6 separate regions of the Mus musculus genome follow, and all the other regions are linked to region 5. The links are chromatin loops, found by intact Hi-C in ENCODE. Cell type or tissue: left cerebral cortex. All regions are shown on one strand.

Region 1 (4,000 bases), 670 kb after region 5:
GGACTACCACAGAGAGACCTGTATCTGCTGTCTACTGTGAGCTGATAAGAAAACACTTGAGAGCCACTTTAAAGGCACCAAGTACTTAACAAACGCTCATTAAGTCTGTGCCTTCCCTGGATACTACAATTACCTTGTGTGGTGGGTTTTTTTTTTTTTTTTTTTCTTCTTCCTTTTTCATTACGTCTTACCACAGGCCTTTGAAATAAAGAGCTAATTGCTTGGCTTAATAAACTTCTCCCTCTGACAGTCTATTAACTATTTTGCCCTTTATAAATATCACCTTTGAGGTCTTCCTGATTTTTCTCCTTAAGGTTTTCCCTGCGGAGCCCAGCACCAACTGTCCAGAGGTAGGAGAGTCTGGCTTTTCTTTCAGTACTCTGTTGTTTATTTATTTTTATTTTTCAATTAGCAACACACTTTGCCAAGGCCTTTGAGAGACTAAAACCACAGCTAACGTTAAGAACAGTGGCTTTGAGTATATTCTGTGAGCAATATATTCCTCAGGGTGTCAGAACCCCTGAGCTCTGTGGAAGGATTCTCCAGCACCTTCTATCCATGCACAGGGCTCTCTTTCTGGAACTCCATCTCTGTTGTTTGCATGGGATTCTTCCTCACGTTGGAATAGGTTGCCTGGAGAATCTACACTTTTGCTCTGCCCAGCTCTATCTCTCACTCCACAGCAGTAATCATGCTGTCTGCAGCAATGTGCTCTCTGATGACACGGTCTTCTCACTCACTTCCCATTAGAACCTTACAGGCTTTCATCCATCCCTATTTCCTACAAGACTTTCTGTTCTTTGAGACCAAGCTTCATCTGCCTGCATCAGGGGCTCATTTCAGCACCGAGTGGGCTGGCAGTCATGTGCCCAGCAGAGGGATTTACTTTGCTAGTGATATGGGGATGTGGGTAGAAGCTGAGCCTTGTCAGATGGAGGGCAACCTTTCGTGGATGCCTCTTAGAACATCAAGTTCATTTCTTCTTCCTCCCAACATGAGTGACAGGCAGATAGTTTGCTTCTCTGATGCCCAGTGGTGGCATCCAGTGTTGGGGACTTCATCAGCACAGTAGAATGACCTCACCAAAGGGGAGATGTGGTTCTCATCACACGAAGACACACTGTAAATATGAGCACTCTCTTGTCTGTGAGTTCATCTGCCTCAGAATTTAGGCAGGAGGACTAATTCATTCTCCAAGCGCTCGCTCTCGCTCTCTCTCTCTCTCTCTCTCTCTCTCTCTCTCTCATCTTGTGCAATGGGAGTCTAGGGAGGGAGAGTGTTGAGTTTGAGCTGGGGGCTGAAGAATGAGAGCAGAGACAGCACAAAGAGGAGAGACATCCTTGCCTTTCATGGGGCATCAGAATTGTGGACATTCATGTGGAGAAACAGGACAGGGTTGTTGGTGAGCAATGCAAAGTAGACACTGACATTCTTCAAGAGCCAGCATGTTCCAGTTAGTCAGCAAAAAGATTTTTTTCATTATTTGAAGGAATATTATATTACATTATGAAATCACAAAACTAAAGGAGGTAGAAGAAAAATTTGAGAACATTTAAATGTGGTTTCTTTGTTTTACTAAGACTTTCCCCAAAGCGTTCGTGGGCCTTATTCCTATTTTGCCTCCTACATTACTTTGGTAATTGTGTAGAATTACAGTGAGAATGGTCATGTGGCAAGGAGTTCATATACAGGCCATGGTGGCAGCTAACACATTGAACAAGACTGTCAATCCACCTAAGGACTTGGGTGAACAGACAGAGCTAATCTACCTGACAAACGTGTGGATAGCATTTTCTCCCTTCTCATAAGCAACACGCACCTCACATGACACTTTCAGTGGGAATCCTTAAGAACATCCTTATAAATTGCACACACACTTTTCTTCCCTGAGAAAAGAACATTAGGCGTTTGTAGAGCAGAATTCGTTCATGATTTTGGGTGATAACAACCCAGATGCTTTGTTGATTCTTAATTTTCCCAAAACTCATTCATTCTTCATCGAATCAGCACTTGTTTTTTGTGTGCGCTCTTTGAAATATTCCACATCTATAAGACATATGCTGCTCTCCAGTTCTGTATTCCCAGGTTTAGCCGTTCGAACCTTGCTCTCTGAAGCAGTAACATATTCTTTCTCACGAACTGACTGCAGTCACCTCAAATTCCCCCAGCACAGTTTTCCTTAACTAACCATGACACTTGGGGAAAGCCAGTGTTTTCTTAATGGCTTTAGCCCTTTTTTAGAGCAGGACAGGGTTTCCAGTCACCAGGCCAGACAACACTGAAGTTCCAGGCTTCTTTGTGGTACACACTGCGTTCACCCAGGGTCTGGAGAACTTCCTATGCTTCTGATTGTGTCATTGGGATTAAGGATGTAAATTGATGCTAACTGCGTGACTGACATCTAGTGGATAAAAGCCAGTGGTGCTGTTTAGACCAGTTTCTCTCCCATCTAATCCCTTTCTGCCCAATAGGCTTTCTTAGATGCAGCAATCTTTACCTATATATAGGAAAATTGAAGTACAGAGTCATACCACTAGAAGGAAAAATGGGGGCGGGATGTCGGACTCTTCTATAAATGAAGACTATTTCCTTTGTAGAGACTTGTAAGAGTGTACCGTATCTTGGAGTTGGAACAAAACCCCTGTGATTGTAGATTTACCTTGTTTATTGGAGAGCATACAGCACAATGGCCAAAGAGAATTTCAACGTTATTATTTTTTTATTGTGTTTTTAAAAATTTGTTCACTTTGCATTATCTTTATAAACACACTGTAAAAAAATTGGAGCTTTGATTCTGATATTACTACTATATATGAATATTATAATCCCTTGTTAATATTGTTCTGTTCTTAGACTCAAATACCAATAAACATTAGAATAAATTTTAAATTATTTGTGTCCTTTGCCTGCTGTAAAACTTTATCTGTTATTATTAAAGGTATAAAAAAGAGTTGATTTTGCCAGGAAGACTTTTAAAAACAGATTTATTTATTTTATTTAACTAGGGATACATCATAAGATTCTGTTTCAAAACAGGACTTATTTTTCAAAATTGTGTGTGTGTGTGTGTGTGTGTGTGTGTGTGTGTGTGTGTGTATAGTTGTCCACAGAGACCAGAAAAATTTAGGCATAAAATATTTTAGAAATACACGCTTATATAGGTATTAGAATGTGGATGTCTTTAGAAATGTAAAATCTGATTTTCAAAATATGGATGATTGAACAATGTGGCATAGTGGTTTATTTTTATATATCCATTTTTCAAAGTTAACTTTAATGAAGATTTATAGTTTGTTTTTATTTTATATGTGTGGTATGACTGTTTTGACACCATGTATGTGCACTATGCATGCAGTACCTGTGGAGGCCAGAAGAGGGCACTGGGTCCACTAGAACTAGAGTTAGAGACAGTCGTGAGCCACCATGTGGGTGCTGAGAATCAAACCTGTGTTCCCTGAAAGAGAAGCCAATGCTCTTAACTACTGAGCCATTTCTCCTGGCTCTGTCAAAGTTAACTTTTTAAAAGAGAGATTCGTTGATTTTTATTTTGTATGTATGTGTGTTGAGTCTGCTTGTATGTAAATACACCCGGAGACTGCCTGGTTCTGAGGAGGTCAGGAGAGGGCGCTAGAACCCTGGTTGTGAGTTAACCACGTGGTGCTGGGAGTAAACCTGTGTCCTTTGCAAGAGCAGTAAGTGCTCACGACCTCTGCAGCTCATCAGTTAAGTTTCAGTTGCTAGAGAAGACCTTGGCATTCAAGTTGTAGATTTTGTTTGTTTGGTTAAATGTGTGTTTTCTGAGAGAAGTTTTCTTCAGAAGAAAATTACTTCTCTTCGTATTCCATTTCCTCTTTGAAAAGCTAAGAAAGGTTGAGCAAAACCCAAAGCCCCACCTCACCGAGCATCTGGTGGCAGCCTGCAGCAACAGCTGTGTAAGGAAGGGAGGAAAGCCACGTCGATGTGTGTTCACTCTTCCAACTGTCACTTATACATGACCCTC
Region 2 (4,000 bases), 400 kb after region 5:
AGAATCAGGACCTGAGGGTTTGGGAAAAGAAAAGCTTGGGGTTGGGGGAGTTTACGGAACTCTGAAAACTCTGACTTCTGTTTCCAGGTATGTTTCTGGGCTGAGAGGGGCTGTACTTTACTAGTTGTGTGTTCTCTTCTGTCTCCCTGTCTCCCCCCAAAAGTAATCTCTAACTTCACATTTAAGAGTATCAGATTGGCAATCACTTACATTCTCCGTGCCCTTCTCAGAGATTCCATATAGAAGGAAAGACGGAAGCCCATCTTCCGGTAAAATTCGGAGTCTAAGTGGGGAGAGGTGCATCTGGGAACCCTGAGAATTTTTTTGTTTGTTTGTTTACCCACAGGGCACCTGGGTCACCTAAATTAAGAGTTCAGAGAACCAAATCCACCATGGTTTGGAAATCCCTGTGCCCCTGGGAAAAGTGAGGGAACAACTGGGTCTTGTAAAGCTAGGTCCTCCGTTAATCCCCTTGAAGTTGGATGCTTCGCGCTGCCTGAGAATCCAGTAACGAATTTTCTTTCTGGGTTCCAGCACCCGTCAAAGTATGAGTGTGTCCCTGGTAAGGGACCCAACGGCGGCCGGCAGGCAGGCGCGCACTGTCCTTGCTGCAAACTACCGCAAAGCCGCGCCAGGCTTTTTCCCACGCTGCTTTAGAGCCCAGTGCAAAGAAGGGTCATATCTGCTAGCCCCCCAGCAATAAGGCAAGCTAGTGTCTTGGCTTGGGGGACAGGAGGCCAGAAAGGGCCCTCTAAATTTTACAAAGAAAATGTTACCAGGTTATTTCTCTCCAGTCCTCAGTACGCCGTGTTTCGCTCCACTGCGCTTTTTTGCCCCGGATCCCGCCACCCTAAAAGCCTGCATGGGGCAGGAAGTAGCAAAAAGCTGGTCCTTCTGCCGGGAGGAAACTTAGCGGAGCCAGAGGCCAGAGCCCAGAGCTCAGGAAGCAGGCCTGGGGCACTTATCAGGAATCCCAGGTGTATCTCTTCAAGCCAACAAGGCTTCCTCAGTAGCAGACACACAAAGTTAGTCTAAGGACTGAGGCCAAGGGAATTTCTACAACCCTACCCAAAGACTTGGAAAGACCCCAAGATCACCCAGGATATCTGACCCCACCCGCACGTCTGCTGTCCCCTTCCCTGAGCCTAAGGCGATCTTGGGTTTCCCGGCCAGAGCGCACAGCCTACCATTGAGTCCAAGAGCTCTGTTCTCAACACTTCTCTGACCCTTTCAAGTTCGTGCAAAAACGGCTGGCAGGAAGCTTTAAGGGGATCACAAGCCGGCTGGCCTCAGTATCCAGAAACTCCGATAGGGGTGAAGATAGAAAAACTTTTCCTAACATTTTTTTCACCTTGGCCCGTTGCTAAGATAAAGTTCTGAAGAGTTTAGAGTGTAAAAAATACAGGAGATGAGATTTGGTCTTTTTCTGATGTTACCAATCAAGAATAGGGACACAAATGGAATATCCACACTCTCGGCTCTGAGACCGAAAGGATAACAAGCTAACCCTGAGCACCCCAGCTCCTCATTCGGCACGATACTAGACGGGAATAGAGTTGGGGTGATTGGTGTTTAGTTATGCCAGCAGTTTTGAGTTGCCTTAAAAGACTGCCGGATCTGGCAAGGCTTTTGGGGGTGCTGGTGTAATCGAACACCACTAACAACACCAATCACCTTCCTGTGATTTTTCTCTACTCAGTCTTTTCCCCTCCACACGGGAGCATGTGAGTAAAAGCTCGAACCACCTAGAAATGGTGAGCAGAGAGGAATTCCACTTCTCAAAAGAAAGATTGTTCCACGGCGCCCTTAGCTTCCAGCTGCCCCCAGCTCCAGTTGACTCTCCGCTTCCAGTCTCTCTACTTAATTAGAAGTGGCCAATTAGACGTTGATGAGAAAGCACCATCCGCCTAGTTCAAGTGCCATTAACTTTTATGCTTGCGTCTAAAGAGGAGGCCGAAGCCGCCGCGCACCACAACTGCCAGCTGGGCTGCTCTGGTGCCCATGCTGCAGAAGGCTGAAGCCCGCGGGGTTAGCCCGAGAGTGTAAAACCAGGAACCAGAGCGCCGCGCCACACCGCAACGCACCCCCTTACCTTGCATGTTTTCTGGCATCTGCCCCTGTTCCCCATGCGATCGGACCAGTCCTGGGGCTTCCGTCTCCACTTTGGGCAGCATGACAAGGCGGCTGCGGGCGGGAATGGGGCGTCGGTGTCGGTCCGGAAGCCCAGCACCTGGACACGGGCAGCAGAGATTCAACTCCAGCGGAAAGAGAGAAGGGGTGATCAGCGTGCCCGCTCACCCACCCGCTCGCCAGAGCTGCCGGGCAGGACCTCGGAACCCTGTCCGGTCCGGCAGCTTCAAAGCTGTCCCTAAGCTGAGCGCGGGAGATCCCGGCTACCAAGCTAGACTAAGAAGACCGCGTTCCGCTGCCCGGGTTCCGCTCCGCAAGGGCGGAGGCAGCGACAGCAAAGGCGCTGCTGCCCCGGACAGCGATCTGTGCGCGCCGCGCTCCGGAGGGCAGCAGAGGCAGCCGCCAGCTGCTACTGCTGCAGCGGCTGAACGGCTCCCGGACTCCTTCCCCTCTTGCACCCGCCCTCTGGCTCAGGATCAGCAGGGGTCTCTCTCTCTCTCCTTCGCTCGCCTCACTTCTCTCCCCTCCTCTACTGTCCTCTCCTCTCCTTTCCGCCCCTTTCTCCTATCTCTCCTTCAGCTCCCTCTCTCCTAATATCACAAGTGTGGAGTTCTGAAGTTCCAACCTCCCACTCCTCTAGGGTGGAGAGCAACCCTTCCAGCCCCGAGGGTGACAGAGTCAGGAGGAGAGGGGAAGACACGCTGGAGAGGGGAGGTAAGCTGGAGGGGTGGGGGCAGGGGGGAGGTAAGAGGTGAAGACAGTGAATCGGGACGCAGGTTCCGGACTCAGGTCGGACACTAGCCACTAGCCAATAAGGAAGCTCTGGCCTCGGGGCCTGCCCCAACCTCTTCACCCCGCCTTAATCTACTCCACCCCACCCTGGCTTGAGACGGGAGGGGCTAGTGGGGGATATAAATGCTACTAGGTTTCTCAGCTATTGAGGAGCGACCGGTGTCTTAAGTGAAGCGGCCAGGGATCTGAGAGCCGAGAGGCCATTTCAAAGAGCCGGTGAAAGGCAAGAAGGGCTGGAGAGTGTGGGTGTAGGTGGTCCATGCATGAGTGTGGAGAAGGAGACCTGTGGAGTGAAGGGCCTACTTAAAACACCGAGAAAAAAAAAAAAGGATGTTAAAATCATAAATGGAGGGTGGTTGGTCCTTCTATCAAGGTCCTCCCTGAAGGCAGACATCAGAGAGGTACAACTGAATGACTGCGCCCTGAAGAACCCAGGGGTTATGGCTCACTTTGCGGACAGCGAAGAAGTCACTGAGGTTTCTCTCCCTTTGCATGTAATTGGAGTAAAAGACAGCCACTTCTGCTTCCCCAGGCTGCTCACCAACCCACCTCCCTACTTATGGAAAGAACACTTGAGTCTAAAATTATCTTAATGACTGTCGAATTTTTAGTGAGAGAGACCTGTGTTTGGACCTAGGATGGAAAGATCCGACCCTTGATTTCTTTCTAGAGTCCCTTTGGTGGCCCCATGCCCCCCACCCAACCCCCACGAGGCACAGCATTTTTTTTTTTAAGTTATAAAGAACCATCTGTTAGGCCACTAGCCCAGCTTCATCTTTAAAGTTTTCAGATCTCATCCCAACAAGATGAAAAACACTCTTCCCAGCCTCCTGGATGCAGGCAAAGCTTCATGCCCACGGTCTGCTGTGCAACTGGGTAATTATCAGAGTCCACCCACAAGGGGGTGGATTTGAATCTCAAAAGAGCTGAATTTATTCTATGTAAATGGCATGGAGATCACATAAAAACTGCCCAGTCTAGTATTTAATGAATAAAAAATTATTCCAAATCATTGCTTACACTTTTATATGAAGTACACTATCCATTGATGGCTATCAACTCATGCATATTGATGTTC
Region 3 (4,000 bases), 1.5 Mb after region 5:
AAAACTAAATTCCTTACAGCTGATTCAGGGTCTCCAGCACCCAGGACAGGACCACTCTGAAAAATGCAAGTCCTTATGTGAAAACCCAGGCTACTTTTGTATCATTATCCTGAAGCTGTGTGGAGAGAGACAAGGCTAATAATGAAATTGGGGAACTATCAGATCTCTGAGACAAGTCCACCTTTCTGGGGTGCATCCCTCCTCTGGCCCAAGGATGATAGTGTGAATCCTCAGTATAGCTAATGAAGACAAGAGGCTCTGTGATACAGCCTGTGTGGTTCTGTGATCTATAACTCAGAGGCCAAGGGCAAGCAGTAGTGAGTCTTAAGTCAATACAGGTCACAAGGACAGACTGGATTGATCCTGTTAGGATGCCTACAGACCACAAACACTTGACCAAAGTGGCAAAGAGGTCTTATTCCCTTGTAAGTCAGCTTTCCTCAAACGTGTTCATTTTGTGAGCACGAAGTAAATAAAAATAGCTCAAATGTCTTCTGGAGTCAAGGGCAAACTGAAGACCTGAGTCTTGCCTGAGGCTTCCAATTTGCATTGCCAGCCTGAAGGATCCTATGGCTTAAGAACTCTGCGGAGTCTGTGGAAATCAAAGCCTAGAAACACAGAGGTGCCCATCTCCCCTTGCTGGAAAGCTTCACCTTAAGGAATAGTTTGAGATCTCATGGGATAATTACCCTTAGAGGCGCAGAGTCACAAGGTAAGAGAAATTCACGTGAACAAAAAGCCAAGGTTAACTAGAATCTCCAGGCAAGTGTTTCATCGAGAAAATGAGCCTCACACATATTAAAGGGAGACTGCAAAGCACAGAGTAGCAAAATCAAGCAGGTTCCTTGAGGAGATGCTACCGCTGCCCTCCCTCTTACATAAGGGCAAAGAAACAGAGGCACATAGAAGATCAACCCCCAAAGTGGAGAGGCAGCAGCAAGGTCACAGAAGACCGGGATCGCAGTGCAAATGAACAGGGTGCCAGAGTGTTCTGCAGGGCTGAGTTAACGGAGCAAACACGAGCGTTGTTTTCAGTGTGGTATGTCCTCAACACTATTCTGGAGCTGTCACCAATTAATATTTTCTCACCTCATTTTCACTCATTTTTTGTTATTTTCTAAACTGTGGAGATATTTGAGCTGGAAAAAAGTCTAATGCTTGGATAGTTCTGAAAGGACTTGTCGGCCAGCCTGTTGAGGCAGAACTTCTGTTGGTCATCAGCCCAACAGAGTTAAACTGGGGGCTCCAGAGAGACAATAAACAACCCTAACACAGCATGAGACAGAACTGGGTTCTCCCCTGGAAGCAGTTATGGGGACACTCCCCCCTCCCCCCCAGAAGTCACACCATATTGGAAATTGTGGCACACAAAGAGACTTATGAACACTCGCTTCTCCAAAGCCTGCCTTGCCCTCGATTCTTATTTACTATTGTACTTTGACCCAAGTCACTCTCCTGCTTCTAAAACCACCCAGAGAGGACTCTCCATAGTCTTCCCTGTGCTCCACCTGCCATTCCATAGGTTCCTAAAGGTTTTGGCAAGGAAGGCTTGATAAAGTTTTAAAGTGTCAAGAGGCACATGACAAGAGACTGCTCTTGATGTAATCCTGAGACTGACAAATAAATGAGGTTGATATATATAACATTGCAAAATTTGTGTCAGAGAAGACGATCTAGTGTGGGAATCACACACACTGTCATGAACACATTTGCAAACACACTCACCGACATTCTTACGCACACCTGTGTTGACACACACACTCACACACATGCACACTCTTGCAGGCACACTCACACATAAACTTACACACTTCTAGTCACATACACTTACCCACACGTTTGTACTCACATACACAGAAGCACTCAGAACTCTTGCACACATACACACACTTGAACACATTTACACACACACACACACACACACACACACTTTGCAGGGAGGCTAGTATTGTATGTAATGACAGATAGGAGAGCTATGTGAGGAAACACTGGCCATAAGTGTCGCTCACTCTTGGGTGCCTCATGTCAGAGAGTGATCCAGCAGTAGGTTCCCATGAGACATAATTGGAAATGCCATGCTGGTCCTGTTTGGGAAGACTGTACAAAATTCAAGCTAAAGTGTTTCATCCCACAGGAATAATCTTAGTTTATTTTAGAGTGCCATTCCTGTCAGCAATATCAGTGACACAATATGCATGCACACCCGTAAAAAGCACCATACAAAGGAATACTTAGAAGCCCCACCCACCAGCAGAAGGAAACTATTGCAAAGGTTTTAGCGCACCCTGGTGGTCATTATGCTTTCTACATGGGGCGAGGAACAGCAAATATATCTGCGCAAAAAAAAAAAAAAAGTTTCATTACATGATTATCTCTGAGTATATTCGTACTATTCCGTGTCCTTTGAAATTAAGCTAGAAGCATAGACCAGTAGAATCAAATATTATTTCTAACATATTCATTCAGCCTTCAGTCAGCAGGAAATATATATTTCCAAAGTGTTCTTGACAAAAAGTCCAATCTTATTGTACTTATTGTGGACTTGAAAAGCTCCTTCCATAGAATTCATTTGAAAATTATTTGAAGTGATAATTTCATCTTGAAATTAAAAATGTGTTTTAAAGTATGTTAACATCTATTTAAATAACAAGACTCAAATCCAAATTTAAAAACTGAATAAGCATAATACTTTGTTTTGTTTACAGGTAACCCATGTACAGTAGGAAAAGTTTAAAATAATTATGCAATGTGCTCATCTTATATCTATGATCACATGCTAACAGGGCTGACGTTGTCTACTTGCTGTCTAGAATACTTATGCATAAACATTTATGCAACTTTATGTTTCATTAAAAAAAAACTTATTCTCAGAATGTGATAGAATAGCCAACATTTGTCATTATGTCCCAGATAATTGTTCTGCCTCCACCTAAGCTGAGATTGGAATCTTGCCTCCAGCTCAGTAACGACTCATTTCCTAGGGAAATTCAGAGATTTATTTTCTCCAACATTTTAGATTTTATAATTTAGTGAGGTCAGATTTGTTTAAAAATTTTTAACCATCTTCCAAGAACTCCTCTTCTCTCTCTCTAAAAAAAAATCCTCTATAGTCCCTGATGAAACCTGTGAGACAAGTATGTAAATAAACCCAGGGTCTCTGTGGTACATTTATCAGCCCTCAGCTGTGATCCCGGTGATCTTTAAGTGTCCTTTAATACAGGATTTTCAGAGATGAGATGATACTTTCATTTTTAATGAACACATCAGTGCTTCTTTTTGGGTTCATAATTCCAACTCAGGTATATATATATATATATACACACACGCGCGTGTGTGTACATATATGTATATGTACGTATATGTGTGTGTACATATACGTACATATATGTGTATATATCCATATATATGTATATGTACATATATGCATATATATACACACACCTGAGTTGGAATTATGAATATATATAATTTTTAAAATTAGATGTTTTTCTATTGAGATGGGATTAAAATATCTGCTGTACTGTGTGATGGGCTAGCTCAACATGAAAACTTTCCAATGTGCAAACTGGTTCTCTTCTTAATCCTACATTGAAGTCATTCTTTGCTTATCACCCCTTAGTTCTCACGTACTTAGAAGCTTTCTTCTATCAAAGTGAGTGATTATTGAAAATGGATGCTTCTCCTGGTTGGACAGAAGACTCCTTCTTGAAGTCTTATGCCTTATGCTAAGCTAAAAGTCCAGCAAAGCCTTTGGACTGAGCCTTATGAAAGCCTCCTAAGACTGGAACCACTGATATCATATGGATGAAAGGTGACAAGACTCTTAGGAGTTCCTTCCAAGGTCCCCCCTTTTGCCAGAATTCAAATTTCCACCATAGAAGAGGTGAGCAAGTACCTGTGATATGATCTCTTGGCAGGACAGCTTCCTGTAGTCACCTATGCTGTCCTGAGAAATTCTGATTCACTAAAGTAATCAGAATGTGCTGTTTGTGGTTTTAAC
Region 4 (4,000 bases), 200 kb after region 5:
GAAGGCACTGGATCCCATTACAGATAACAGCCATGTGGTTGCTGGGAATTGAACTCAGGACCTCTAGAAGAGCAGTCAGTATTCTTAACCAACAAGTCAACTCTCCAGCCCTGTCTGGCTAGTTTTAATTGTAGAACCTGCCCCTATTCTTCATGGATTTTCAGGTTAGGTGTATATAACTCTAGTGTGGGTTATAAGCAAATCTCTTTCTTGCTCTCTCTCTCATAATGGGGATGGAACCCAGGGCCTAGAGCACATTGCCCAGGTATGGAGCTGCAGCTCCAGTCTCTGAACTTACTCATGTATTATTTATTTTGAGACAGGATCTCACAAGGTTGATCTTATGGGGGCTAGAGAGATGGCTCGGCGGTTAAGAGCACTGTCTGCTCTTCCAGAGGTCCTGAGTCCAATTCCCAGCAACCGCATGGTGGCTCACAACCGTCTGTATTGGGATCAGGTGCCCTCTTCTGGTGTGTCTGAAGAGAGCTACAGTGTACTCATATACATAAAATAAATAAATCAATCTATAAAAAAACTATCTTGTAATTGTCAGTAATTAGGATAATCATTGCTGTGATGACCAAAGCAACTTGGGGAGGAAAGGGTTTACCTGGCTCACACTTCCACATCATAGTCCATCACCAAAGGAAGTAAGAACAGGAACTCAAACAGGGCTGGAACCTGGAGGCAGGAGCTGTTGCAGAGGCCATGGAGAAGTGCTGCTTACTGGCTTGTTCCTTATGGTTCGCTCAAGCTGCTCTCTTATAGAACCTGGGACCACCAGCCCAGGCATGGCACCACCCACAATGGGCTCGGCCCTCCCCCACCAATAATTAAGAAATTGACCATAGGCCTGCCCGAAGCCCAATCTTTTTTTTTTTTTTTTTTTAAGATTTATTTATTTATTATATGTAAGTACACTGTAGCTGTCTTCAGACACTCCAGAAGAGGGCATCAGATCTTGTTACAGATGGTTGTGAGCCACCATGTGGTTGCTGGGATTTGAACTCTGGACCTTTGGAAGAGCAGTCAGGTGCTCTTACCCACTGAGCCATCTCACCAGCCCCCGAAGCCCAATCTTATAGGGCATTGTCTCAATTGGGATTCCTTCTCTCTGATAACTGAAATGTGTCAAGTTGACATGAAAGTGGCTAGCACAATAATTTTCTTCCTTGTTTAAAATGTGCATGAGCATTTTGTCTGTATATATGTGAGCAGACTGTGTTCACTCCTGAAGGCCTGAAGACACGACTGAACCCCTGAAACTGGAGATATGGATGGTTGTTAGCTACCATGTGGGTGCTAGGAATAAAACCTGGGTCATCTGGAAGAGTATTAAGTGCTCTTAACCCCTGAGTTATCTCTCCAGCCCCTGATCTCAAACTTGTAATTCTCCTGCTGCTGTCTCTCAAATGCTGGGATTATGGGCACTGCCACCATATCTGACTTCAGAAATCTTTTTTGTTTTGTTTCGTTTTTGTTTGTTTTTTAGTCCTGCCTGTCCTGGAACTCACTCTGTAGAACAGGGTAGCCTTGAACTTATTAAGTTCCACCTGCCTCTGCCTCTAGAATGCTGGAATTAAAAGCATGCACCACCATGCTCAGCATCTTTAGGAACATTAAAGCAATCTTTACACTTATTTATTGTGTGTTTGTGTATTCATGAGAGTGTCCTAACACTTTTATGGGTCAGAGGACAACGCTCAATAACCTTCCACGATTTGTGTTCCAGGGATTAAACTCAGGTGGTCGGGTTTGGTGGCAAACACCTTTACCACCACGCCATCTGACTCGCTGCAGGAAGGTTTAAAAAAAATTCAGTGTCCATCAGTGGGTGAAGGGAGAGACAATGGACTTTTATTTAGCCATAAGAAGGAATGGAAGATGGATATATGCTATATGGACCTTGAAAACACACCTATAGGAAGCTAGATACATACTAGCCAGACTGTGGATTATCTCATTATGAGCAGTCCAGACCACATAACAAGTGCAGATTGGTGGTTACCAGCGGCAGCGCATGGAGAGACACGAAAGGACCATTTAATGAATATGGGGTTTTCTTTCTGAATGATGGAAATGTCTTGTAACTACACGGAGGAGAGGTGGTACCTCTGCAGTATTGGGAATGTGCTGAATACCGTGGCATTGTTTGCTTTGAGCACGTCATCTGCTACTTGAATTTTATTGTAATTGAAACCCATAAAACCCAACTGTATGATGGTTCTTAGAGAAGGCCATACTTCTGAGCCTGCCATTCGCTTCGAACCTGGCTCCCAGCTCTTTGCAGGTTCCCTGGGCTCTGCTGGCTCCACAGGTTCCCTTTTCCCTCTCCCTTCTATCGCCCCCTAGTGGCTTTGAGGCAAGTCCCAGCTCTTTGTAAGGCTAAATAAAACCTCCCCTCCTTGTACTCCTTTTTGGTGGGAACCATCAACATAGAGAACGGAGGGAAACCTAGGAGGTTTGTATTGAAAAAAGAACTGGATTCAGTTCTCTGTCGTCTGCTTAGCCGTTTGAGCTGCAGCAAGTTCAGTGTGTTATAGCCCCGTCTCCTGATAGAGAGCTGCGAGGATGGTGTACATTCACACGAAGCTCTGCAACGATACTCGGGCACGAACTAACTCCAGGAAACACTGGCTCTTAGGAAGGCTTTGGTGTCCGGCTTCCCGGTAAGGCCCCATCAGATGCTGTCTAGAGTCAAGCTTCATTGACACTTCCCCTATTCAATCCTTTTAGGGATAAACCCAGGGCCTCGGGTGTAATAGGCCAGGGCTTTGCCACTGAACCCTGCCTCTCATTCATTTTTATGTTGTGTGATTTCTTGGTGACTAAGACTTCTTTACGGTGCAGGTTCTCTGCCACTAGTGAAACGACCTAACTCTTGGCACGCCTACCCTCTAGGACTCTGTCCTGTCTTCACTAGTTTGTCCTCCACAGAGCTCTATAGCTGATGTGCTGTCACATGCTGGTGAGGAAGGGTCCTATACTGGCTAGTTTTGTGTCAACTTGACACAAGCTGGAGTTATCTCAGAGAAAGGAGCTTCAGTTGGGGAAGTGCCTCCATGAGATCCAGCTGTAAGGCATTTTCTCAATTAGTGATCAAGGGGGAAGGGCCCCTTGTGAGTGGTGTCATCTCTGGGCTGGTAGTCTTGGTTCTATAAGAGAGCAGGCTGAGCAAGCCAGGGGAAGCAAGCCAGTAAAGAACATCCCTCCATGGCTCTGCATCAGCTCCTGCTTCCTGACCTGCTTGAGTTCCAGTCCTGACTTCCTTTGGTGATGAACAGCAGTATGGAAGTGTAAGCTGAATAAACCCTTTCCTCCCCAACTTGCTTCTTGCAGGAATAGAAACCCTGACTAAGACAGGTCCTGTTGGTTCAGGGTTGCAGTGAGTGTTGCTTACTGTGGCTTTACCATGTGTGTCACAAGGAGATGGCACACACATGCAGAGTCACTTCACTGAGTTTAAAACTTCTGCACGTGATCAGTCCTCTGTTTAGACTTTGGATCCTGGGATGAAAATGGTGCCAATAATTTATGATCCCTGTCCCCTTTGTGCAGTCTCATGGCCTGGCGCACAGGCCTAATTACCAATAACTGCACCATGATGGTTTCTGGAGTCTTTCCTTACAACTCTGGGGTCACTGTGTGTGTGCTATGATGTGTGTGTGTGGGAGGGGATTGTATGTGTTAGCTTGAGTTAAGTTTACAGAAACTGTGGGAAGGGCTCTGCAGACTGGAGTCCTGGACTCTACAGACAGGAAGCCCTGGAATATGGTTTGTTGTGTGTGGGGTATATATATGTGTATGTGTGTGTGTAATATGTGTGCTGTGTATGTGTGTATGTATGTATGTGTAGTATGTGTGCTATGTATGTGTATGTAGTGTGTATGTGTGGTGTGCATGTGTATATGTGTGGTGTGTATGTGTGGTGTGCATGTGTATGAATGTGTGTGTGTGGTGTGTGTATAGTATGTGTGGTGTGCATGCGTGTATGTGTGGG
Region 5 (4,000 bases):
GATGGGTTTCCTTAGTAACCTTGCCTGCTCTCTGTGTCAGGAGTATGAAGCTCGAAAGGGCCTAGGCTCGGCCACCTTCCTTCTGCGCCCCCTCCCCATGTGGGTGTGTCACTCAGCTGAGACAGGATCAGATGTCAGGGATCTTAAAAATGGATTTTTGGGTTGCAGATCCCTTTAGCTCCTTGGGTACTTTCTCTAGCTCCTCCATTGGGGTCCCTGTGTTCCATCCATTACAGCTGACTATAAGCATCCACTTCTGTGTTTGCTAGGCCCCTGCATAGCCTCACAAGAGACAGCTATATCAGGGTCCTTTCAGCAAAATCGTGCTAGTGTATGCAATGGTGTCAGCATTTGGAGGCTGATTATGGGATGGATCTCCGGGTATGGCAGTCTCTAGATGGTCCATCAGTAACCCCTGGAGCTCTTGACTCTAGCTGCATATGTATCAGAAGATGACCTAGTAGGCCATCAGTGGAAAGAGAGGCCCATTGGTCTTGCAAACTTTATATGCCTCAGTACAGGGGAAGTGGCCAGGGCCAAGAAGTGGGAGGGGGTGGGTAGGGGAGTGGGGGGGGGTAATGGGGGACTTCTGGGATAGCATTGGAAATGTAAATGAAGAAAATACCTAATTTTAAAAAAATGGATTTTGGAGAATAAACATTATTTCATGGAACATGCTCTTATAGGCATCTGTGGGGAACCTAAACAAACAAGCAAACAAACCCCAAAACCTCCTCTTCTTGCTTTATAAAGAGTGCCCAACGTGGGCTGCTAAAATACCTCAGCTGGTAAAGGCACTTGCTCTCAAGCCTCACAGCCTGAGCTCCACCCCCAAGACCCTCGGAGTGGAAGGAGAGAACCAACTTCCAAAAGTTGTCTGTCTTCTGACCTTCAACAGTGAACTGTGGTGTGTGTGCCTCCCCCCTACCCCATAAATAAATGTAAATAAATATTGTCTAATACAGCATGAGCCAATCGTAAAAGTGAGTCTAGCACTCTTTATTCCACTATATGGCGCTTTTCTTTACAGAGAAAGTAATATTTATTATCTCAAAAAGACTACTTTTGAGGGTTATTAGACTGAGCGGGCAGACTGCTGCCACAGATGACCTTTGCATCAAGTGACTCAATACAGTAAGCTCCCATTTCTCCTGTGTGTCGCAGCCAAGGGTGGATCAATGCAGGGCGACTCTGCCTCGAGTGGCCATGTGGGGACCCACTGTGCTCCCCCAAAGAGTCCACCTCCCCTTAGGTTCCTGTAGTTCTCTCATGACAGATGAGAAAAGGGACACCCTCCCCCCTTCTCAACAGAAACATTTTTATGCAACCTTCACTATCCTGGGATATAAAATAGATGAAGCAAACATATTGAAAATAAACCATACATTTTTACATATAATTTTACCATTTAAGAAGACATAGTATGTCTTCAGTATTACTTGTTGTTACTGCGAAACACTGACATCACACACCGTGTGCTTTCTTCTCAAATCACTTCTATTGTTAACCAATTAAATGGCTGGATTTTCTTTGCCTATCACTCATTCTAATATTAATATAGTAATACTAACGTATCAGTCAAAATATTTTATAGTTTTGTCATGATCCGCTTGTATGTTTCATACGTGGGGAAGAGGACCACTCATCTGTGGGTCTGGAAGAGGCCGCGGGTATAGTCAGCTGTTGAAAGGAAGGCCCCAGGTCGCTGCTAAATGAAACCTGCTTGTGAGAAAGGAAATGTTCCGATCCTCTGCGATGCTCACATCGGACACTAGATGGCACTGTCTCATAGGCAGATGGCGGCCCACTCTGCCTTTCTAATGGACTTTCAACTCCTAAGTGTAGATCCACAGGAAAATGGAAGGAGCATTATGAAACATATTCTTTCTGTTCTGAATAATGTCGAGAGGAAATATCCCTAAACATTCTTAAAATGGTTTCCATTTTTTACTACCTGAAGGCCAACACACTAGTTATGCTTTCTGAGCCCGGAGTGTCTACACTGCTTGCCTGCACACGTTGGTGTCGAAGCAGCTGATGGCTCTCCCTTTCCCTGTGTGTGTTGGTGGGGAGACTCGACAAGACATGCATTCAGAGACGCTGAAAGCTAATGCTTGTCTCTGACAGCTATCCCAGGGAATAGAGGAATGTTTCTCTCTCTCTCTCTCTCTCTCTCTCTCTCTCTCTCTCTCTCTCTCATGCATGTGGGTGATAATGTTCCCTCAAGGGAAACTGGCCAGAACTAAGAAGTCACAGAGGCTGCCAGGCTCTGAGATACCGGTGTGGGTCAGGTGTGGCTCAGATGGACTTGGGTGGTCCTCACCCAGCCTGGCTCAGCCTTCTGGTTTTGATCCTTAGCTTGTAGGTGAGGAGAATAGAGGCGAAGAAGAGCTGAAGTCCTTTGCACAAAGTCCAAGCGTAAACAATAGATTTAGGATTTTAAGGCAGGTTTGTTCATTCATTTAGTATTTCCCATGACCCTCCAGGTGTCAAAAGCTCTTAAACAGGGTCTCAAAGGCCTTGAATTTGTTATGTCTCACCCAGCCTTAAGCTCACTGGTTTTAGACTTCCAGCCCCCTTCATGCTGGGATTACAAAGGGATGTTCCCATGCCATCTATAAGTTCACCCTGAAGTCATGCTTTGTTGTTGTTGTTGTTGTTTTGTTTGTTTGTTTAGTGTTTTGGGGTGTTGTTGTTGTTTTTGTTTTTTGTTTTTGTTTTTGTTTTTTTGGAGACAAGGTTTCTCTGTATACTCCTGGCTGTTCTGGAACTCTGTAGATCTGGCTGGCCTCAAATTCAGAGATCCACCTGCCTCTGCCTCTGCCTCTGCCTCTGCCTCTGCCTCTGCCTCTGCCTCTGCCTCTGCCTCTGCCTCTGCCTCTGCCTCTGCCTCTGCCTCTGCCTCTGCCTCTGCCTCTGCCTCTGCCTCTGCCTCTGCCTCTGCCTCTGCCTCTGCCTCTGCCTCTGCCTCTGCCCCCCCCAGTGCTGAGATTAAAAGTGAACTCCACCCAACTTGAAGTCAAGTTTTAAAATTTGCTTTGAAAACATTTGTCATAAGCCAGCTGTAGGGACAGTGTAACTTCAGGGTGTCTTCTGAACTCCGTGGATATAGCATATCACGTTTCCCTGGTTAGCTGATTACCATGGGGGCCTAGACTGAACCGAATTAGCACGGTGGTGGCGATAAATGTTTTGTTCACCATTTTCAACAGGGTCTGACTGAGCAAGTAGGCGCTCGAGACCAGTTTGTCAGACAAAGAATCAGAGTGATCACAGTATAAAATAAAGATAAAGATGAAAATAGACATGTTCTACTTCCCTCTGATTTGTTCTTGTATTTGTAGGAAGTCAAGATGAGAAGTTATTTTATCATATTTTTACTATTTTAAAAAGCAATTAAAACAACTCAGAAAATTTACATTTGAAATCAAGATCGGTGAGGGGGCAGAGCTCCTATCCTGAAATAGCTGCTGTTCCTAGGGGATTCAGCACACAGTGGCAGAGAGATGGTCACCGCAAGCCTTCAAGCAGGTGAAATAAAAACTCTGCTTCCCAGCACGCAGAGGAGAGATTGGCCTTGAAGGTTAGGCCTGGGAAGGAGGACAGGCAGGTGTGGGTGGTGATGGATGGTGCATCTGCTCTCTGCCACCCCCAGAGGCCCGATCCCCATCTTTGTCTCTGCAGAAGCGAGCTTGGTACGCCCAGCACCTACCTTCTCCAGCAAGTCCCCACTTCTAACTTTTGCACTAAATCTCAACCTTTAATAAGAAGCAGCTCTTGGTATCAGCAATAGTTCTGGATCCTCCTCTGCCCGCTGTCAGGTTTGTGGGTTTTATTTTTGTGTGTGTAATTGGAAAATTCCCTCGTGGGACTGGGGAGGAACATTAATGTCACTATAGAGATGGGCTCTTGGTCCAACCTATAGGATTGGGCAAGCTTCCGAAAGTGAAGCCCATCAAAGAGGTGAGGGTCAGCTGGGCAATTTCCAGCGTCATTTTGG
Region 6 (4,000 bases), 73 kb after region 5:
TCTAGGACAACCTGGTCTAAGGGAAAGAGAGATCTTGTCTCAAACATAATCTTTTTAAAAATTAAGTGTTTTTAAAAATATTCATACTTCTGGGTGTGGGGGCTTAGCCTGTGATTTCAGTACTTGGAAGGCAGAGATAGGAAGATTATGAATTGGGAATATAGTGAGACTCTGTTTCAAATAGACAATTCGCATTTATTATCTTTTTGAGGATTTATTTACTTTATGTATATGAATTTTTGCCCGCATCCATGTATGTGCCATGTTCATGCCTGCAGGATCCCCCTAGGTGGGTGTTGGGAATTAAACCCTGATCTTATGCAAGAAAAACAAATGCTCTTAACTGCTGAGCTATGTCCGCAGTCCCTATTACCTACGTTTATCTCTTTCGTTTGAGGGTTTAAAGGAGTTGGTTGGTTTCACTGGTACTGGGGTTCAAGCTTTATCCACAGTAGGCAACCACAGTATCACTGAACTATGTCAGTAACCTGTAGTGTTTAATCTTTCAATTATTTCCTAATTTTATAACTTCAAAGATGATAAGATATACTGAAGTTGCTGCTCCAAACGGAGTTTAGACGGAGTTTAGAAATATTAAGTGTTTCATCATCTAGCCACCTCCTAATTATTATTCCATGTAGTTAGGATACTATTTCTATTTTCTATCACCAAAGAATTGAATAGCACAACCAGTATAAGTGATGTGCTGGTGTGTTATCATATAAATGCTCAAGGTACGACTTCTAATGGTGAAAAACGGGAAAATAAATGGACGTTGATGAAGTGTGTCTTCTTTTGTCTGTTCCCGGGAAAGTTTATTTCGGGCATTTCCACTGGCGGAATGATTAGCGCTAACAGCTTTCCCCCTCCGTTTTATTTTACAGGGTCTCTTCATCTTCCTGATATATGGGGTATACAACCTAGAGGTAAGTCTGCTTGGAGTAGCTCAAGGCTGACAGCGTGAATGAGAGAAATGACAGGTTTCTTATCTTGATAACTGTAGAACAAAGTTGGCTTTCATATGAGTGTCCCACTGCCCTTCATGCTTGGGCTGGCTTATGTGCAGCCCAGCTTTACCATTAAACATGGACACCCTGAGTACAGGGACAGCCTCATTTCTCACTGGCACTGACTAATATTTTATTACTGTCTGAAGTTTTTGAATTTTCAGTGTTCAACGCTTAGCTATACCTGGTAGTTTCAGGAAATAATTTAACTGTAGTTCCATGGGGCTAGGAAGATACAATGCCTCATGAAACTATTCATAAAATACAGTTTTAAGGTTTCTGGGCAGGCTCAGAGAGGCCTGTGTTGGTAAACAATACACCGCTATGGCTTTAATTGCAAAATTTCTCAAGGAAGTTATTACAAGAAGTCATCTCGAGAAACACTATGAGAATATGGACGTGTGATTTCTTTAAGAAAACACACTATGTAAATAACTGTTCTCCAGGTCTTTTTATTAAAAAGTCTGTGGTGTATAAATACACCTAGGAAAGTTGCTGGTTTAGATTTTTGCATGCTCGCTGTGAATGCCTTTTATACATTATTAGGCACTAAATTAATATCTATTTGGTTTTGTCGATAGAACTTTTAATTTCAAGATTTTATCTAATTTCCCCCAACTGAATAAGGAACAACTTTTCAAGTTTCTAGGTATTCTATACTGGAGGGGTTGGGAGAGTGGGGTATGTATCCTAACAGAGATTTTAAACAAGAACGATGGCCAGTATTTGAGGCTAGTTAGTATTCAACGTAATAAGCAAATTCAGACAACTGAGAAAGTACGTGGCATTTAAATACCATCTGATGATGAAGTGTGTGTGGGCGTGTTTTACAGGACAGCTGCACCTGGGATTACACGTGGTTTCCCTTTGCGTAGCCTTCAGGTAGGCTGGCACTGAGACAATTTTCTGCAGCGGTCCCTCCTCTATGGCAGTCTCAAAGGCTCCTTCAATAAAGGCAAAGACAAGCGTTATTGCTGTCTCCATTCTGAAAAGGAGTAAAAGCTATCTGTAATCAATACCGTTACGAGTTTAAAGCTTTCAGGCAGAATCACAAGTACCTTAAGGAATCCTATTCTCTGTTTGATTTTGATTCAATACTTGGATTGCAAACACTAAAGTGAACCAAATGCCAATGTTCAGTTTTCAGTGTCTCCACCTTCCCTAACCCCTTCCTCTGCAGCTCCCACGCCACGCTGCAACACGCTCTCCTGGCGTCCCCGGACTTCCCGCCCCTTGGGCTCCACCTCCGGAGCGCCTTCTCCCTAGAAACCCTCAGCCACTGTCTGCCCCTCAGCAGGGCCACCAATCACGTCCCCTCGCTGCGGAAGACCCTCCGCTGTCCGCCTCCAAGTCCCCGCCCCTCCCACCTAGCCCCCAGCAGCTCCGCCCAACCGCCCGCTTGATTGACAGGCTAGCCAGGCGGAAACTGAGGCGCAGGCGCACGGGGCTCGCCGAGCGCCCCTCTGGTCCGGTCGAGGACTTCCCGGCAGACACCGCGCCGCGGCTGCGCAGAAGCGGGGAGGCTTTTAATTCCATTGTGGAGAGGACGGCGTTATTTTTATTAACTGGAGGCGACGGCGGCTGCGGCGGCGGCGGAACCCGTAAGTGTGGCCGGCGGGCCGGGGCGGGCGCGGGAGCGGCCAAGAAGGCCGCGGGGTCGAGCGCGCCGGGCCGGAGGCGGCGGGGCTGCGGACGGGAGCCGGGCGCGGTGCGGGCTGGGCGGCGGCGCGGCGGGTCCCAAACGCTGCGGTGGTCCCGGCCCGGGGCCCGGCCCTACCGCCGTTCCCCCTCTTCCCTCCTCTCCCTCCTCTCCGCAGCCAGGCCTCCTCCGGGGTATGAAAATCGGCAGCGGGTTCCTTAGCGGCGGCGGCGGTCCCAGCAGTAGCGGTGGTAGCGGCTCCGGCGGCAGCTCCGGCAGCGCCAGCGGCGGCAGCGGCGGCGGCAGGAGAGCAGAGATGGAGCCCACCTTCCCCCAGAGTATGGTTATGTTCAACCACCGGCTTCCCCCGGTCACCAGCTTCACCCGGCCGGCGGGGACGGCCGCCCCTCCCCCGCAGTGCGTGTTATCCTCCTCTACCTCCGCAGCCCCGGCCGCTGAGCCCCCCCCTCCGCCAGCCCCGGACATGACTTTCAAGAAGGAGCCGGCGGCGTCAGCCGCGGCCTTCCCTTCGCAGAGGACCTCCTGGGGATTCTTGCAGTCCTTGGTGAGCATCAAGCAGGAGAAACCTGCGGATCCCGAGGAGCAGCCGTCCCACCACCACCATCACCACCACCACTATGGGGGGCTGTTCGCTGGGGCTGAAGAGCGATCACCAGGCCTAGGAGGAGGGGAAGGGGGGAGCCACGGCGTCATCCAAGACCTCAGTCTTCTGCACCAGCATGCCCAGCAGCAACCGGCCCAGCACCACCGCGATGTATTACTGAGCAGCGGTAGCAGGACTGATGAGCACGGCAACCAGGAGCCAAAGCAGGACGCTAACGTCAAAAAGGCAAAGAGGCCAAAGCCAGAATCTCAGGGAATCAAAGCCAAGAGGAAGCCAAGTGCATCTTCCAAACCTTTGGTTGGAGAGGGAGAAGGTGCCGTCCTGTCCCCAAGTCAGAAACCTCATATCTGTGATCACTGTAGTGCTGCTTTCAGGAGCTCCTACCACCTGCGGAGACATGTCCTCATCCACACGGGCGAAAGGCCTTTCCAGTGCAGCCAGTGTAGTATGGGTTTCATCCAGAAATACCTACTGCAGAGACACGAGAAAATTCACAGCAGAGAGAAACCCTTTGGGTGCGATCAGTGCAGCATGAAGTTTATTCAGAAGTACCATATGGAGAGACACAAGAGGACACATAGTGGAGAAAAGCCATACAAGTGTGACACTTGCCAACAGTATTTTTCAAGGACTGACAGATTGTTGAAGCACAGGCGCACGTGTGGTGAAGCCATAGCAAAAGGAGCCGCTAGTGCAGAACCTGGGTCATCAAACCATAACAGTATGGGT

What was found. Hi-C counts contacts between places; a loop is a spot of excess contacts. Peaks named below come from ENCODE experiments on the same cell type or tissue, not always from the same donor. Only the 100,000 strongest peaks of a DNase experiment are listed, where the experiment ranks them.
Region 1: it touches region 5 in a loop (9-fold over the local background); 19 of 42 quality-filtered maps call a loop at or near these places.
Region 2: it touches region 5 in a loop (2.3-fold over the local background); 4 of 42 quality-filtered maps call a loop at or near these places.
Region 3: it touches region 5 in a loop (8-fold over the local background); 13 of 42 quality-filtered maps call a loop at or near these places.
Region 4: it touches region 5 in a loop (6-fold over the local background); 42 of 42 quality-filtered maps call a loop at or near these places.
Region 6: it touches region 5 in a loop (3-fold over the local background); 7 of 42 quality-filtered maps call a loop at or near these places.

What each region holds. Positions count from the first base shown.
Region 1 is chr1:137,223,293-137,227,292 of GRCm38, forward strand. No RefSeq gene overlaps it. Among named protein-coding and RNA genes, the nearest start is that of Gm25609, 9.6 kb to the left of the region's middle. In left cerebral cortex, CTCF peaks have their summits at 2,414 (motif pointing left) and 3,362 (motif pointing right); a DNase peak (open chromatin) is centred at 2,406.
Region 2 is chr1:136,946,630-136,950,629 of GRCm38, forward strand. It overlaps Nr5a2 (nuclear receptor subfamily 5, group A, member 2), which reads right to left. Exons shown (of 9, transcript NM_030676.3): 3 at 2,093-2,230. Among named protein-coding and RNA genes, the nearest start is that of Nr5a2, 12 kb to the right of the region's middle. In left cerebral cortex, no CTCF peak of the experiment used is centred here; DNase peaks (open chromatin) are centred at 20, 364, 970, 1,469 and 2 more places; H3K4me3 peaks cover 756 bases.
Region 3 is chr1:138,042,471-138,046,470 of GRCm38, forward strand. No RefSeq gene overlaps it. Among named protein-coding and RNA genes, the nearest start is that of Gm34353, 51 kb to the left of the region's middle. In left cerebral cortex, a CTCF peak has its summit at 2,300 (motif pointing left); a DNase peak (open chromatin) is centred at 2,264.
Region 4 is chr1:136,747,013-136,751,012 of GRCm38, forward strand. No RefSeq gene overlaps it. Among named protein-coding and RNA genes, the nearest start is that of Platr22, 53 kb to the left of the region's middle. In left cerebral cortex, a CTCF peak has its summit at 2,357 (motif pointing left); a DNase peak (open chromatin) is centred at 2,325.
Region 5 is chr1:136,549,313-136,553,312 of GRCm38, forward strand. It overlaps a transcript of Kif14 not described here. Among named protein-coding and RNA genes, the nearest start is that of Zfp281, 74 kb to the right of the region's middle. In left cerebral cortex, CTCF peaks have their summits at 1,773 (motif pointing right) and 3,670; DNase peaks (open chromatin) are centred at 1,177, 1,783, 2,348, 3,214 and 1 more place; H3K4me3 peaks cover 199 bases; H3K27ac peaks cover 526 bases.
Region 6 is chr1:136,622,444-136,626,443 of GRCm38, forward strand. It overlaps Zfp281 (zinc finger protein 281), which reads left to right and starts at 2,458. Exons shown (of 2, transcript NM_177643.4): 1 at 2,458-2,608; 2 at 2,829-4,000. The coding sequence starts at 2,843. In left cerebral cortex, CTCF peaks have their summits at 2,472 and 3,264; DNase peaks (open chromatin) are centred at 1,872, 2,374, 3,151 and 3,713; H3K4me3 peaks cover 2,318 bases; H3K27ac peaks cover 2,412 bases.